Linked DNA regions of Homo sapiens: region 1 is linked to region 2. Evidence: chromatin loops called from intact Hi-C (ENCODE). Cell type or tissue: PC-3. All regions are shown on one strand. Links, peaks and the distances in the headings refer to the core of each region. The heading gives the core; the rest is flanking DNA.

Region 1 (8,881 bases), core at 391-8,390, 180 kb after region 2:
AAAAACAAGAACAGTAGTCAAATGAAAAAGTAGTTTCGCATTGACTGTTACTCATAATATATCAAGATGTCCCATCAGACTGGCTCATTTGAAGTGGGAAGAAATTGACCATCAGCCCTAAAGCAATGAGTAATTCAAGTGTACATCTGTAACTAAGTTATAAACTCTGCAGTGAAAGAATTTTATTATTCCATCTCAAGAACCTATAACAAGGCCTCGCCTGTCGTAGGCATTAAATAAATATGTTTTGATTTTATTTGATTTCATATCTTTGGTGGAACATGAAGATGGGCAGTTGATGGTCTAAGATTGAATACAATGAAGAGCTCTTGAGTCTAGAATCTGGGATAAGGGAGTCTTATGCTAAGAGGAATGGAATATAGGTAACTGAAGCAATAAATGAACAGTTGCTTTTTTTTATATGTAATTGTCCTAGTGATTTAAATCGTATTTTAAAAAGTGTCAAAAGCCAGATAGGCCCATTTAATGTCTGTGTACATATCCATACATTTTAGAAAACCAGCTTACTGCTGAAGTTTACAAAATACATGTGTACCCTACCTTTTCAGAGACCTGCCAAGGTATATCAAAGTGTGGGCTGGAGCTTCAGACTCTAATAGGGAAATTCCTGAGTCAGAGGCTCTGTGATTTGCGTTCAAGGCAGTTGTCATGAGTTTATTACATGGAATTTGGAAACCAATATAATATAACTCTATTGTATTGCATATTTGCTTTTTAAAAATTTTTGGCCATCATTATATACTCAAAGATTATTTTTAAAAGATGGTAATTACTACAGATCTGATCATTTAAATACAACCTTGTATTTAAAATAATGGTGGACAAAAGACCTTTTGATTATGGGGTTTTGTTCTAGAGCTGCGTGAGCTTCCATTGTGATAAGCTGAAAAGGGGGTCACTTTCAAAACCTTCACACACACACACACACACACACACACACACAGTCTTCATGTGTTCAGGCTGCTACAACAAAATAACATACAGTGGGTGGTGTATAAACAACAGAAATGTATTTCTCCCTGTTCTGGTGGCTGGGAAGTTCAAGATCAAGGTGCAGTGTCTGGTGAGGTGCCACCTGCTGGTTCATAGATGGCTATCTTTCTGCTGTGTCCTCTCATGGTGGAAGGGGTGTAGGAGCTCTCTGGGCCTCTTTTGTGAGGGTGTTAATCTCACTCATGAGGCTCTACCATCATGACCTAATCATCTCCCAAATGTACCACCTCAAAACACCGTCATATTGGGTGTTTGATTTCAATATATGAATTTGGGGGTCACAAACATTCAGACCATAGCACACATTGATTCCAAACAAATGAAACTATAGATTCCAGCCTAAACCAAGCATCTTGTCCTCGAACAAAAGGTTGAGTGGAATAGCATGTCAATGGCCTTCCCTTCTCCATCTTTTGCCGATGGCTCACCTATATCACTTTTGTCGGCAAACTTGGCCTAAATTTAAGAACATGGTGTGCACTGTGATGCCAGGGGGGCAGCTAAGGAGAGGTCAGAGGGACAGGCCTCCTGTCTTCTTGCTAAACTCTCCAGCTCTCCCAACATGACCACTATTAGTCCCACAGAAGACTGACAAGGCATAGAAAAACCACCTCATTCAACCTCCTGCTTCACAGAGGAGCAGCTCCTTTCAGGTTCATGCACACTGGGGTGTGCAACCTCACTTCCTACACTGCCCAGTCAGCAAGTCAAATATCCTGAGGTTGTCTTTGGACAATATGACCAGCACACTCACTGCTTTATATACTTATTCCTAGTGACCTAGTTTATGTTTTTAACACCTTTATCCCAAGATGTTTGGAGTCACTTTCAGAAGGGGCTCTCCTGATGACATCTGTCTCAGCCTGAAGCTACTTCAAAGTGTCTCCAGAATTTTCCTCAGTCCCCCTCCATACAGAGGCAGTCCTGATTTTCTTTCCCTCTCCCATCTCTCTGCCCACCCCTCTCCCTCGCTCACTTCCTGCCAGGAGTTCAAGACCAGCCTGACCAACATGGTGAAACCCCATCTCTACTACAAATAGAGATGTATATAGTTTAATTTTCATTATCTGGATGACTACATTGGACTAATTTCCAATGTTAAATTTCAATCCATTTAGCAGAGAATCGTTATCCCAAACTTGCCCACTTCCTGCATTGTACTTCCCCACAAGAAAGAATCATCTGTCTTCAGGAAGTGGGCAAGTTTGGGATAACGATTTTGAGGAGATTCTGGCTGGAGGTAAAGAGCCAGATTCAAAGACCACAGTCTTGTTCCTGTTTGTCAGAGTCAAAGCTTCCTGCAGAAACAAAGAACTGCCTAATTTTTATTTATTTATTTATTTATTTATTTATTTATTTATTTTGAGATGGAGTCTCGCTCTGTTGCCCAGGCTGGAGTGCAATGGCACCATCTCGGCTCACTGCAAGCTCCACCTCCCAGGTTCAAGTGATTCTCCTGCCTCAGCCTTCTGAGTATCTGAGATTACAGGTGCCCACCACCACGCCCAGCTAATTTTTGTATTTTTTTAGTAGAGATAGGGTTTCACCATGTTGGCCAGGCTGGTCTTGAACTCCTGACCTCAAGTGATCCACCCACCTTGGCCTCCCAAAATGCTGGGATTACAGGTGTGAGCCACCATGCCCAGCCCCTGGACTGCCTAATTTGTATTGTCCAAGTTTGAATACTCCCCCAAAAAAAGATTTTATATATTTGTAACACTGAAATATGAAATACAAAGGAGAAAAGCTCATTTAGATCATTTTTTATTTCTTTAGCCTTCTGGAAGTCTCTATGTACATAAAGAGATAGGTGACTTCCTTTGTGTAATAAACTTGCATTCATGGAGCCCCTCAGCCGTCCCGCCCATGCACTGGGAAAATTCAGAACCTCTATTACCACCCACTGATGCAACTAGCTGCAAGAGGGAAGGGAGAGGGAAATGTTGTGAAGAGTTTGTCCTATGGGCCAACAACCCTCGTATCCACAGGAATGGCATGGCTGGGTGCTTGTCACCCCTAGGCTTTATGGGTACCTCCATGTTGTCATTGTCTGGCTCAAGGATCTACTGGCCCCAATTCTGGTTGAGTTCTGACTGGGTTGGAACAAAGGCCGTGCTGAGACCTATCTACTGCAGATGCACCCACACGTTTTCCAAAACTTGGGACTGAAATCGAACTCAACGATTGCTTTATTTTCCCACACACTAAAATACCCCCGGTTCTGGAATACGGAAGTGAGAATGACAAAGGGGGTCCTTCTGTAGGACCCTCAGTCCTGGCAGTCTGGCTGACCATTCTGGCAGAACATGCTGTTCTGAACACCATTTGTTCAAACTCTGAAACCAGTTGATGCTCTGCCCATCATTCCAGACACTCTTGGCTGTATCTTAGTACCCAGCAGGGCTGTCCTCGAAATACTGCCCTGTGGCTCCTGGCGCCACCTCCTATCCTGCCCTGCCAGCACCGCCACCTTTAGTTCCCATGGCCTGCAGAGAGCCATGGCTGGGCGCTGATGACAGGCTGCACCTAACATGGACCCTGCCTACTGTTCTGGATCCTCAGTCTAGAGGGAAAAGATGCTAAACAAGTCAACATGACAAAGGCGGTGTCAAAGCAAAGGGGAGGCGCACCACGGGAGCGCACCAGGAAAACCAGGTGAGTCTAAACTGAGACCAAAATGCTAATTAGGGGGCCGGCAGGAGGGCAGGAGGAGCGTTCCAGGCAAAACTAGCAGCTTTCGAGAAGGGTTGTTAAAGCAGGACATGCTTTAACAACCAAATCACAAAGTGAGCATAGGCTCAGGGTGTGGCTGCGATGAGGGAGATGAATGTAGGGGTAAGGAGCAATTTGGAGCCCCTGAGGGATGTTACAGGGGCGGGGGGGGCGCGGAGAGTGACTCAATTCAGCTTAAACTGAAAATCATGTGGCTCTGAGTGGAAAGAGAATGGGGAGTGGGGAACTGGGAGCAGAGAATCGATGGGAAAGCTGAGGAAGGTGATCTCACCGCAGGCAACACTGAAAAGCAGGTGGTGCTGGGGACCTAGACGGGTTTGGTGGACCTCAAGTCCTTCCAGGCTGCCTTCTGACCGGGTATTCCGCCAGCCACTTTTCTAGATCCCTTTGGGGTAGGTAAGGGGTGACTGGAGAGAGATCCTGGGACAGGAGCCAGGAGGCCAGGAGGCAGCCCCACCTTTGCCACAATGCCCCTGTAATGCTTTCAGGAAGGTCACAGCCCCTCTCAGAGGTTCCATCGGTTGAACAGGGGCTTGGCGAGGCCCCAGCTCTTTCATTTGTCGTTAATGAAAAGAAACCACCAGGGCTAAGAGGAGTGGCTGTTACAATGGTCCACCGCGCCACCTGGTGTTGTGAGGCCGCGTGCACAGCTCTCAGCGCCGGGCTACCAGGTGGCCCCCAGTGGGTCTGGCCCATTCTTCTGCAAGGTCCCCCCAGCCAGTAGGCTCTGGCACCGTCTTCAGCTGCTGGGGCACTTCTCTCCTCCCTGCACAGTCTGGATTTTCTCCTCCTTCTCTGACCATTTCTCGGGCTCCCCTCCCCTCTCCCACATCTCTGCCCCGATGCTCTTTTCTCTTCCCGAGATGGTCCACTCCCACGGGTCCAATTACTGCCTTTGATATTGCCTTTTTATTCCCATACCCAGGTCTGCAGCGGGGACTCCCCTCAAGTCCCCAGAGCCCCAGCCCATCATGTCCACATCCTTCAGGACATCATCTCCTCCCAGCCAGCCGGGACCTCAGACTCAGAAAGCTGACAATGCTGTGCGTCACCTCAGAGCTGACACAGCTCCTCCTCTGAAGAACTCGGTCTCCTCAACCTGTTAAAGGACATCTAGAAAAGGCCACAGCTAAAGGGCTTTCACTCAATGCTGAAACACAAAATGCTTTCCCCAGAAGATCAGGAACAAGACAAGGATGTCTGTTCACACAGCTTCTGTTCAACATTGTACTAAAGAGGCCAGCCAGGGCAATGAGGCAAGGAAATAAAGTAAAAGCCATCCATATTGGAAAGGAAGAAGTACAATTGTCTTCATTTGCAGATAACATGATCTTGTACGTTGAAAATCCTAAGGAATTCACTGAAAATGATTAAACTAATAAATGAGTTTAGCAAGTTTACAAGGATATGTGATCAGTGTACAAAAATCAGTTTATTTCTATACAGTAGTTATGAGCAAATAAAAAATGAAGTTAAGAAAACAATTCCAGTCTGGGTACAGTGGTTCAAGCCTGTAATCTCAGCACTTTGGGAGGCCGAGGCAGGTGGACCACTTGAGGTCAGGAGTTCAAGACCAGCCTGGCCGATATGGTGAAACCTTGTCTCTACTAAAAATACAAAAAATTAGCTGGGTGTGGTCGTGGGCACCTGTAATCCCAGCTACGCAGTAGACTGAGGCAGGGGAATCACTTGAACCCGTTAGGCAGAGGTTGCAATGAGCTGAGATCACACCGCTGCACTCCAGCCTTGGTGACAGAGCAAAACTTTGTCTTAAAAAAAAACTCATTTATATTAGCATCAGAAAGATACTTATGAACATATTTAACAAAAGAAGTACAAAACTTATGCTCTGAAAACTACAAAATATTGTTGAAAACTAAAGAAGATCTAAATGAGTGGAAAGACATCCCATGTTTATAGATTGAAAAACTTAACATTATTAAGATAGCAATACTCCCAGATTCCAAATTCAATGCAATCCCTATCAAAATTTCGACTTCAGCAATGGACAAGTTGCTTTTAAAATGCATATGAAAATGCAAGAAAACACAAATAGCTAAAGAAATCTTGAAAAAGTTGGATAATTTATGCTACCCAATTTTAAAACCTGCTATAAAATGACAGTAATCAAAACAGTGTGGTATGGGCATAAGGACAGATCTATACATCAACAGAATGGAACTGAGAGCCCAGAAATTAACCCACATATCTATGGCCAGTTGATTTTGAGCAAGAGTGCCAACTTCTTTCAATGGAAAAAGAATAGTCCCCTCAGCAAATGATGTGGGGACACCTGAATTTCCACATGCAAAAGAATGAAGTTGGATCCATATTTCACACTGTATAAAAAAACTAACTCAAAATGGATCAATGACCTATAAAGAAGAACTAAAATCATAAAAGTCACAGAAGAAAACATAGTGATAAATCCTTATGACCCTGGATTTGGCACTGCATTCTTAGATTGACACCAAAAGCATGAGCAACTAAAGAAAAAAACAGATAAACCAGCCATCAGAATAAAAAACTTTGGGGCTTCAAAAGACACTATCAAAACAGTGAAAAGACAACCCAAAGAATGGGAAAAAATTGTTTGCAAACTATAAACATAATAAGTTGCTTGTATCTAGAATATATAAAGAACAATTACAACTCAAGAATAAAAAGACAAATAGCCCAATTCAAAAATAAGCAAAGGATCTGAATAGATATTTCTTTAAAAAAGATATACAAATGGCCAATAAGCACATAAAGAGGTCCTGAATATTATTAGCCATGGGAGAAATACAAATCAAAACCATAATGAGATATCACTTCATGTCTGCTAGGGTAGCTTTAATTAAAAAGTCAGATGAGGCCGGGCACGGTGGCTCATGCCTGTAATCCCAGCACTTTGGGAGGCTGAGGCAGGTGGATCATGAGGTCAAGAGATCAAGACCATCCTGACCAACATGGTGAAACCCCGTCTCTACTAAAAATACAAACATTAGCTGGTCATGGTGGCATATACCTGGAGTCTCAGCTACTTGGGAGGCTGAGGCAGGAGAATCGCTTGAACCCAGGAGGCGGAGGTTGCAGTGAGCTGAGATCACGCCACTGCACTCCAGCCTGGCGACAGAGTGAGACTCTGTCTCAAAAAAAAGTCAAATGATTAAAAAAAAAGTTGAAAAAAATGTGGAGAAACTGGAACCCTTGTACATTGCTGGTGGGGATGTACAATGGTGTAGCCACTTTGAAAAACAGTCTGGAAGTTCCTCAAATGGTTATAAAGTTACCATGTGACTCAATTCCACTCCTAGGCATATGTCCAAGAGAAATGAAAACACATGTCCACACAAAAACTTGTACATGAATGTTCATGGGGACATCATTCCTAACAGCCAAAAACATGGAAACCAACCCAAATGTCCACCAACTGATGAACAGATAAATAAAATGTAATATATCCATACAATGGAATGTGATTTGGCCATAAAAAGAATGAGGAACTGATATCACGTGGATGTACCTTGACAGCATTACACAAAGTGAAAGAAGGGTCGTATATTGCATGATTCCATTTATATGAAATGTCTAGGATAGACAAATCTATGGATACAAAAAAGATTAATGGTTGCCTAGGGCTGGGGGAGATAGAGGAATCAGGGTGATAGCTAAGGGGTGCTGGGGTATTTTGAGTAAATGAAGAAGTTCTATAATTAATTGTAGTGATGAATGCACAGCTCCGTAAATATACTAAAATCCATTGAATTGTACCCTTTAGATGGATGCACTCTCTGGGATGTGAATTATATCTCAAGCTATTTTAAAATGTTGTTCAAGTTTTCTTCATCCTTCTGAAGACACTAAAGCTGTTGGCTCTGTGGCCTCCTCAAAACCCATGACATCTCTTTGTGGCCATTTGGGTGCTGCAGGTCAGGAATCAGTGATGTTCAACCTCCTTTGCTGGAGCCAACCTCCAGTTCCAGCTGAAGCCAACTTCCCTGACAAGCACCCCACCTCACCCCACCCAGCATGGATCCAGCTGTCCTTTCTGCTGCTTGACCAGGCTCCACTTCCAACAAGCATCTTGGAACCTCAAAGATTACACGCAGGCAATCCTCAGCTGCCACCGCACAACACATCACAGCTGCCAGGGAAGACAGTGGAAATGTCCTCCAATCTGGTCAGCTGCTGCTGCTCACTCTGAAGTTGGAGGGACACTCCCCTGCAGATTCAAGGAAGTGCAAAAGTCAGTGAAGGGGACATCATCTCCTTGACCCGAAGAAGGGCTCCATGCAGCTACCTGCATAGGCCCCTGCAAGGCCAGAGGGAAGACTCTGATGTCTCTTCAGGACCATCTTGTGAGATACCTTCCACTTCCTCACTTTCCTGTCTACAGAAATCTCCTGTTATCAAGTGTGAGGGTTAATACTGAGTGTCAACTTGATTGGATTGAGGGATATAAAGTATTGATCCTGGGTGTGTCTGTGAGGGTGTTGCCAAAGGAGATTAACATTTGAGTCAGTGGGCTGGGAAAGGCAGACCCACCCTTAATCTGGTGGCCGCAATCTAATCAGCTGCCAGCGAATATAAAGCAGGCAGAAAAATGTGGAAAGGTGAGACGGGCCTAGCCTCCCAGCCCACATCTTTCTCCCATGCTGGATGCTTCCTGCCCTCAAACATCAGACTCCAAGTTCTTCAGTTTTGGGACTTGGACTGGCTCTCCTTGCTCCTCAGCTTGCAGACAGGCTATTGTGGGATGTTGTAATCCTGTGAGTTAATATTTAATAAACTCATATATATATAAATACTTAATAAACTCATATATAAACATATATGAATTTATTATATATTATATATATTTATTATGAGTTTATTATATATATTAATTATATATAATTATTATTTATTATGAGTTTATTATATATATTAATTATATATAATTATTATTTATTATGAGTTTATTATATAAAGTATATTAAGTATATATAATTATATATATTATATATTTTTATAATAATAATTATAATATATTTTATATATAATAATAATAAATTATATATATAATTAGTTCTGTCCCTCTAAGACAACCCTGACTAACACACCAGGCCTCCAAATGGTCACCGAGGCTAGCTGGCTGTGCCCTGGAGGC
Region 2 (8,881 bases), core at 505-8,504:
TGGCTCCCACCTGTAATCCCAGCACTTTGGGAGGCCGAGGAGGGCGGATCACAGGTCAGGAGTTTGAGACCAGGCTGGCCAACATGGTGAAACCCCATCTCTAATAAAAATACAAAAATTAGCTGGACATGGTAACACGCGCCTGTAATCCCAGCTACTTGGGAGGCTGAGGCAGGAGAATCACTTGAACCTGGGAGGTGGAGGTAGCAGTGAGCAGAGATTGTGCCACTGTACTCCAGCCTGGGCAACAGAGTGAGACTTTGTCTAAAAAAACAAAACAAACAGAAAAACTCCTCTAGAACCAGGAATCCCATTTTTGGGTCTATACACAAAAGGACCCAAAGCAGGGACTCAAACAGATATTTGTTCACTCATAGCAGCATTATTGACGATAGCCAAAATGGTAGAAACAACCTAAGTATCCATGGACCGATGCATAAATAAACAAAATACTGTATATACATCCAATGGAACCTTATTCAGCCACAAAAAGGAATGAAATTCTGACACACGCTACAACATGGGTAAACCTTGAGGACATTACTCTAAGATAAAAAGTCAGACACAAAAGGACAAATACTATATGATTTCATGTATATAAGGTACTTAGAACACTCCAATTCTTAAAGACAGAAATTAGAATTGTGGTTGCCAGGAGTTGGGGTGAGGAGGGAATAGGCAACTAATGTTTAATGGAGGCAGTTTCAATTATGAAAGATGAAAAAGTTCTGGAGATGGATGGCGATGATGGTTGCACAATAATGTGAATGTACTGAATGCCACTGAACTTAAAATGATGCCACTTAAAAATGATGAAAATGATAACTTTTACATTGTGTGTATTTTACCACAATAAAAAAATATTGCAACCCCTTAATAATTCCCCATCCACCCCCAAAAAACCCTTTGGGTGTTGGGGCCATTTCCAGAGAAAGAGCATCACACAGATTATTCTGCAAACACTCCACACAGTCACGAGGCTCCATGACTCCACTGTGGCAGGGGAGGGAAGGGCCAGGACACTGGGTTTGATTTCCTGGGCCCCACTTTCTGGCCCTGTGACCTTCAGCAAGTGGCCAGCTGATCTCAGACCCCCAGCCTCCTCTTCTATAAAATGGACTAATAATATCTCAGTGTTCTCATGAAGACCAGTCAGGAAACGATTTGAATGCTTCTGGTACACGACAGGTGCTCAACATTGGTGTTATAGTTATTTATGATGTTCCCTCAGCCTCGAATGTTCTGGCCCCTTCTCTACAGAGTAAGCTCCTATTTATCCTTCAAAGACCCCTCTGCTTAAATCCCATCTCTTCTGTGAAGCTGTCATAGTCTGTAGTATGGTTCACCAGTACCGGCTTCCCCTCCCTGCCAGATGTTGGGCATGGCCATTTGACTTGAATGACTTCTAAGAGTTGCTTAATTCTTTGCCATGAATGACTTCTTTCCCTCTGGCCTGGTCACCAGTGCTGCTCCAGATGGTAGATGCTCTGGCCACCTGGCTCCCAGGCGCAAAGCCCCAGCCAACTCACAGTGCACAGGCTGCATGAGTAAGGAACAAACCTCAGCTATTTAAACCTCTGACATGTGGGGTTGCTTGTGACCCCAGTATAACCCAGTTTAGGGCCACTCCAAGTGTGATCTTCCTACTGCCAGGATCAGCAGCCCTGGGAGCATGTTGGAGATGCACACCTTGGACCCCACCCCAGACCTAATGAACCAGCCTCTCCATTTTCTCATAATTTGGTGCATGCTGAGCATGGCTTCTCTCCCATAAAAGCACTTAGTGGTGGTGGTTCCCCCCAACTCTTCCATGGCCTCTGAAGCAGGCCCTGCTAGTTGCTTCCTCTAGATCTATCCTCTCCTTCTTCCTTACTGAGAATTTGGATTTTATTGGTGGTGTCAGTGTGCTCAGGTTAAAATACTGTTTCCCAGACTCCCTTGCAGCTAGGGATAGTCATGTGACCCATTTCTTTCTCTGGACCAGAGGAAGGCACTGAATGAGACTTCGGGGAAAGCTTGTTCAAAAGGATAGGCCTAGCTAGGTGGCAAGTGCTTCTGGCCTTTGGCTTTGTTTTTCCCTTTCTTCCTGTCTGGAACTTGGATGTGGTGGTGGGGTGTTATGAAATGATCCCAGCGACTTGAGCCTCCTTGTATTCACACCGTCAGGTAGGCCCCACCAGCACTGAATCTGGGCTGGCCTGTGACTAGCTTTGACCAACTGAATGTGGTAGAAATAAGATTCAGGGACTTCTGTTCTGTTTGGAACCTGGGACCTGCCCAGGCTTGGGAGTCAATCACGTCTCTGTCAAGGGGAGAACTATTTGTGCAACTCATCATCATCCAGGCCAGAAACTGCCTCTTCATCTGCAGCTAATTGGTGACCAGGCCCATCCCTTCCCATGGCCCACATCTACCCTATGGTTGATCCATGGAACAGCTGCCTCTTGATCTCTTGCCCCTTCATCCCCACCCTTTCCACTGCTCCTCCCCACTTCTACTGATCAAGCCTGCACAGAGCAGTCAGATAGCTCTTTCTAAATGCAAATGTGAAGATCATTCCTCAGTGCTCTTAGGGTAAGTCCCAAGGCCCTGGCATGGCCTGCATTGCCATAGATGATATAGAGGCTCTAGCTCTCTGATTCCATCTCTAGTTACACCCCTCTCTAAATGCCATGGCCTCTGGACACACCATGCTACTCCCCGTTTCTGATACAAGCTATGCCTGTTAATACTCCCATGCCTTTGCCCCGTGGCTTCATGATGATTCGATGTCTCAGCCAGTTTGGGTTGCTGTAACAAAATACCACAGACTGGGTGGCTTAAACAACAGAAATTTATTTCTCACAGTCTGCAGCCAGAAGTCCGAGATCAAAATGCCCGCAAGGTAGGTTTTATTCTGAGGTCTCTTTCTTTGGCTTATAGGAAGCTGCCATCTTGCTGTGTGTTCACATGGCCCTTCCTCATTCCTCCACAAGGAGACAGAGAGAGACAGACAGAGGCAGAGAGAGAAGAGAGGAGAGAGAGCACGAGCACATGCTGGCACACTCTGATGTTTCTTCTTAGAAGGACATTAATCCTATTGGATCAAGACCCCACCCTAGGACTTCATTTAACCTTAATTACTTCCTTAGAGGCCCCATCTCCAAATACATCCACACTGAGGGTTAGGGCTTCAACATATGAATTTGAGGGGGGACACAGACATTCAGTCCATTATACTCAATTAGGGATGGCTGCCTAGAGAACTCTAAGCATCACAGCAGGCTGTGAGGTAGGGATGAGCCATCAGAGACAATTGAAAGTCTCTCGTGAAGGGTTCACCCTTCTCTTTCCTCCTCCTGTGTGGGATATGCTGCATCTGTCTTAGAGATGCTGCGCAGATGCCTATACTGGGGTCTGTCTGGATCACAGGCGGCTCTTCCTGCCACTGTCCCCTAGAACAGCTGAGGCTTTTGTCCTTCCTGCCATCTCCACTGCCTGCACCCCACCCATCCCAGCACTGCCACACCACCCTCTGGCTGCCATCACTTTGAATGAGAAGCAAATAGGTTCAGTGACTTCCAATCCTGCTAGAGCAGGGAAGGGATTGATTTGCCTTCTGACTGGAGGCAAGGGGGCCCATGTTAACCACTGCAATGTCACAGGCAAATCAAGAGCAGGCAAGGGTGTCTGCGACTGGGGAGCGGGGTGCTGTGGGGAATGGAGAAAAGTATTCAAGACTGAAGTACTTAGCATCGTTAAAACCATAAAGATGGAAAGCAGAATGCTGGTTGCCAGGGCCTGGGAGAAGGGGAAATGGGGAGTTAGTGTTTCATGGGTATAGAATTTCAGTTTTACAAGAGGAAAAGGGTTATGGAGATGGATGGTGGTGAGAGTTGCACAGCAATGTGAATGTACTTAATGCTACTGAACTGTACAGCTAAAAATAGTTAAGATGGTCATTTTTATATTATGTGTATTTCACTACAGTAAAAAAATTTTTTTGAGAATAAAAAGGACATACACTAGCTGTTAGAATGCAGCTCATGTGATTGTAAACGTGCATCTGAGTGTGTGTGGGGGCCTGTTCCCCTGCCCCCATGCTCAGCCAAGCTTCCTCCACCAGCAGCGCATGCCACATGGCCAAGCCCCCTGGGGACGGCTGCAGGTGGGCATCCTGCCCTGGCCATGCTCCTGCTCTGGTCCTGCTGCAGCCTCTCCCCATTGGGTGCTAATTTTCTGCCAGTGCCCCCTACCTAGCCCTGTGAGATGTGCTCATCGAGGCCATTGTGGGCTGCAGGACCATCCTGGGTCAGCTGCATGTTGGGAGGGCCAGAGGGGGGCAACTCTGTCTAGGTGGAAGATCAAAGACAGGCCTTCCAGGTGAGGGGCCAGGTAATAGGCACAGGAATGTGTGAGCATGTACAGGACAGCACACTCTCCCTTTCGCCTGAAGTGGATGGTGGGAGCACAGGGCAGAGGGTAGGGGGCGGGGAGACCCAAGCAGGAGTAGGTTGTTAGGGCTGGACTGGATAGTGAAGAGACAGCCCCAGGAGCCTGCTCTCTTTGGCTCGCAGCCTTGAGAAAGGAGCAAGGGCTTCCTGCAGCCGGTTCACACAGGGGTCCCTCTCCTCACTTGGGGGCAGTGTCTTACGGTCACTGCTGGGAGAGAAAGGAGTGGGGCCCAGCTCTGCTCAGGACCCAAGAGGGCCTAGAGCCCCACACTCAACAGGGGACTGGCCTTCAGCGAATTTCCCAAGGATGAAGGAAGGCTGGGAAAAGCCTGTGATCATTTCCCAGGCCCCTCACAGGCCTCCCAGGAGACCCATGCAGAGGGCGCTGGCCTCTGCACGTCCCCAGCATTTTCCTGGAGGTCACACTTTCCCAGCCAAGAAGGATGTCGAGTGCCTGGGAGCAGAGTCACAGAGGTGAGGACTTCCTTGGCCCTGCCCAGATGCCAGTGCCCTGGGGGAACAGCTCCCTGCCCAGGAGCTGGTGCCATCAGAGGTGCACTGAGAGGCGGCCAGGTCTACCTACACTCAAAGCCTGCTCTTTGGCATGCCCCAGTCCTGCGAGAAGGATCCTGGGTGACTCACTTTATGAGGCTCCTTGCTCTCCAACAAAGCTGTTTAATGTTTATTGCATTGTAAAAATCGAGCTTTTTCACATATGTTTCCTACCGCCCGCTGTGTCTTCTACAGTGGGCTCCCAGAATGGGGACTAGGGGGAGGCAGCAAAGGCAGTTGTCTGACATCTCACTCCCTACTTTGCAGCCCCTCTGCCTGCTCTGCCTCCCCTACTGACAAAACCCCAGTTTCAATCAGGCTGTAATATGTTCAGCTATAAGTGGCCTAAACCAATCATAGCAACCCCAGCCCCTGTGCTCTTGACTGGCCAGACCCTTATCAATGGCATGTAAGTAGCTTCTGGGAAAATACCTAGTTACATCCATAGGGAGAGGTCCATCCCCTTCTTCCCTTGGCAGTCACCTTGCTGCCACTGGCATGCCTAGAGATTGGCAGAGGGCTGACCTAGGGCCCTGGCATGGTTGAGTGGTTGTGACCCATTTCATTCTGCATTGTATTTTTTTTTTTGAGACGGAATCTCACTCTGTTGCCCAGGTTGGAGTGCAGTGGTGTGATCTCGGCTCACTGCAACCTCCGCCTCCTGAGTTCAAGTGAATCTCCCTGACTTAGCCTCCTGAGTAGCTGGGATTACAGGCACCCACCACCATGCCTGGCTAATTTTTTGTAGTTTTAGTAGAGACAGGGGTTTCATCATTTTAGCCAGGATGGTCTCGATCTCCTGACCTTGTAATCTGCCTGCCTCAGCCTCCCAAAGTGCTGGGATTACAGGCGTGAGCCACCAGCCTAGCCTCTGCATTATATTTTAAAGTTGATTTGCTGTCACCACTCTTACATTTTACAAGGAAGACAATACCTTTCACCATGTTCCTAAATTTAAGAAAACCTGCACAGTCCTCTTTTATAAGGTGAGTAAATGAAAGTGAGATCAATGAAGTCAGGTTTAATAATCACCTCAACTGGTAGATAAGATCAAATGCCTATGCCAAACACAATTTGCAGTTTTGTGTGAACAAAAGTTTTCTACAACACACATCCTGGCAGATGTTACTGTAACAAACATATCCTGGTCTCAAGATTGTAAGTCAATCAATGATCTTTAGGACTATTACTATTAGAACTAACACTATTTCAGAAAAACTCTATGCCCTTCTCAATAAAAAAACTTGGAAACTGAATTTTATGATAAAAATAGGGGGGACAAGGTATAGATTTAACTTACCTTGTTTGGTAATAGGTATGGAAATATTTGCTAACTTTTCTTTGTCTTATAATGGCTGACTCAGAGCTTGTCTTCCTAAAGCATGTATGTCATTAGACACCCATTCTGTCATAGTTCTTCAATAACTATGGATTCAGACTTGCAGGCTTGAGCTTGGATTAAACTCTTATAGCCAAAGCTGAGTTTAAAAATGTATGGCTTGTAAGTTTTTGTTTCCACAAACTCATGAGCCAATCTTGGAACTCCTACTTCTAGGTCTTTGTTATATTAATTATAATATAATTAAACATTTTTATTATTAAGTCTAGTCATTTGGGTTTTCTATTACTTGTGGCCAAATGCATTCTTTTTTTTTTTTTTTTTTGAGACAGAGTCTTGCTCTGTCACCAGGCTGGAGTGCAGTGGCTTGATCTTGGCTCACTGCAACCTCCACCTCCCAGGTTTAAGCGATTCTCCTGCTCAGCTTCCCAAGTAGCTGGGACTACAGGTGAGCACCACCACCCCCAGCTAATTTTTGTATTTGTAGTAGAGACAGGGTTTCACCATGTTGGCTAGGATGATCTCGATCTCTTGATCTCATGATCCACCCGCCTCGGCCTCCCAAAGTGCTGGGATTACAGGCATGAGCCACAGCGCCCGGCCTCTTTTTTTTTTTTTTTTTTTTTGAGTCTCACTCGGCCACCCTGGAGTGCCGCCCTCACTCTGCCGCCAGGCTGGAGTGCAGTGGCATGATCTCGGCTCACTACAACCCCGCCTCTTGGGTTCAAGCGATTCTCCTGCCTCAGCCTTCCAAGTAGCTGGGATTACAGGCGACTGCCACCACGCCAGGATAATTTTTGTATATTGAGTAGAGACAGGGATTTCACCATGTTGGCCAGTATGGTCTGGATCTCCTGACCTGGTGATCTGCCCACCTCGGCCTCCCAAAGTGATGGGATTACAGGCATGAGCCACCACGCCCAGCCCAAATGCATTCTTAACTAGCACAGTGATTTCCCAGTAAGGAATCCATAGAAACATGTCCAATGAACAAGTTTTCCCTTCTAGGGTTTCCCATCAGAGCTGATTACGCTCAAAGCCTTGAAGACATCATTGACCCTTCCTTCACTCACCTCCACCCTCCTAATCTACCAACTACTTCCCCAAGATATTTTGAACTGGTCCATTTCTCCCTATTTTTTGCCACCAGTGGAGTTCCAGCCCCTCTTTTATATCTTGCCTCTGCTATTGCAGTCCCCTCCCAACTGATCTTGCTGCTTCCATGTTCTCCCTCCTCGAAGCAGGCAGAGTAATCTTTGAAGAGTGCAAATATGATTCTTGCTCTCCATCCGTAAACTATTTCATGGATTCTCCTTGGACACAGGGGAAGAGTTTAAAAAATAGCAATTTCTATTTCTTCTTTTCAAAAGTTATTATTACTATTTTAAGTTGGGTGCAGTGGCTCATGCTTGTAATCCCAGTACTTTGGGTGGCCAAGGCTGGAGGATTGCTTGAGCCCGAAAGTTCAAGACCAGTCTAAGCAACATAGGGAGACCTTGTCTCTTAAAAAAAAAAAAAAAAAGAAAAATTAGCCAGGTGTGGTGGTGCACACCTGTAGTCCCAGCTACCTGGGAGGCTGAGGCAGGAAGATCAATTGAGCCTGGGAGGTGGAAGCTGCAGTGAGTCATGATTGTGCCACTGCACTCCAGCCTGGGCAACAGAATGAGACCCTGTCTCAAAAAAAAAAAAATAGTATTATTTTAGACTTCAGATCATGAGCATCAAAAAATTATTTTATTTTTACATCAACAAAAATATTGTACGCATTTACTATGTACAGCATGATATTTTGAAGTATATATACATTGTGGAATTACTAAATCTGACTAATAAACTAATGCATTACCTCACATAGTCATCATTTTTGTTTTGTAAGGAACACAACATCTTATTAACTATATTTACTATTATTGCTATTATATTTACTAATATACTATTAACTATATTTACTATTATAGCTACTATTAACATAGTCCCTATGTTTAAAATAGATCTCTCGAACTTTTTCCTCCTGTCTAACTGAAATTTTGCGTCTTTTGGCTAGTATCTTCCCAACCACTCTGCTCCCAACCACCACAGCCCCTGCTAACCACCATTTTACTCTCTGCTTCCCTAAGATCAACTTTTTTAGAGTCCACATCTAAAAAGGGGGTGAGATTATGCAGTATTTGTTTTTCTGTGCCTGGCTTGTTTCACTTAACATAATAGCCTCCAAATTCATTCACGTTGTCACAAGTGACAGGATTTTGTTTTCTGTTTTGTTTTGAGACAGGGTCTCACTCTGTCACCCAGGCTGAATGCAGTGGCACCATCACAGCTCACTGCAGCCTTGACCTCCTGGGCTCACGCGAGGCTTCCGCCTCAGCCTCTCAAGTAGCAGGGACTACAGGCACATCCCACCACGCCTGGCTAATTTTTGACTTTTTGTAAAGACAAGGTCTCACTATGTTGTCTAGGCTGCTCTCAAACTCCTGAACACAAGTGATCCTCCTGCCTTGACCTCCGAAAGTGCTGGGATTACAGGCATAAGCCACCATGCCTGGGTGATTTTAATACT

Evidence for each region. Hi-C counts contacts between places; a loop is a spot of excess contacts. Peaks named below come from ENCODE experiments on the same cell type or tissue, not always from the same donor. Only the 100,000 strongest peaks of a DNase experiment are listed, where the experiment ranks them.
Region 1: it touches region 2 in a loop (7-fold over the local background); 8 of 110 quality-filtered maps call a loop at or near these places.

The regions. Positions count from the first base shown.
Region 1 is chr2:85,823,069-85,831,949 of GRCh38, reverse strand. It overlaps LOC284950 (a long non-coding RNA gene), which reads right to left. Exons shown (of 3, transcript NR_038888.1): 3 at 5,162-7,954. Among named protein-coding and RNA genes, the nearest start is that of MIR6071, 44 kb to the right of the region's middle. In PC-3, for the core only: CTCF peaks have their summits at 910, 1,109 (motif pointing left), 4,197 and 4,396 (motif pointing left); a DNase peak (open chromatin) is centred at 4,359; H3K4me3 peaks cover 633 bases.
Region 2 is chr2:86,007,770-86,016,650 of GRCh38, reverse strand. No RefSeq gene overlaps it. Among named protein-coding and RNA genes, the nearest start is that of POLR1A, 94 kb to the left of the region's middle. RefSeq lists an enhancer at 4,031-4,531. In PC-3, for the core only: no CTCF peak of the experiment used is centred there; a DNase peak (open chromatin) is centred at 5,040.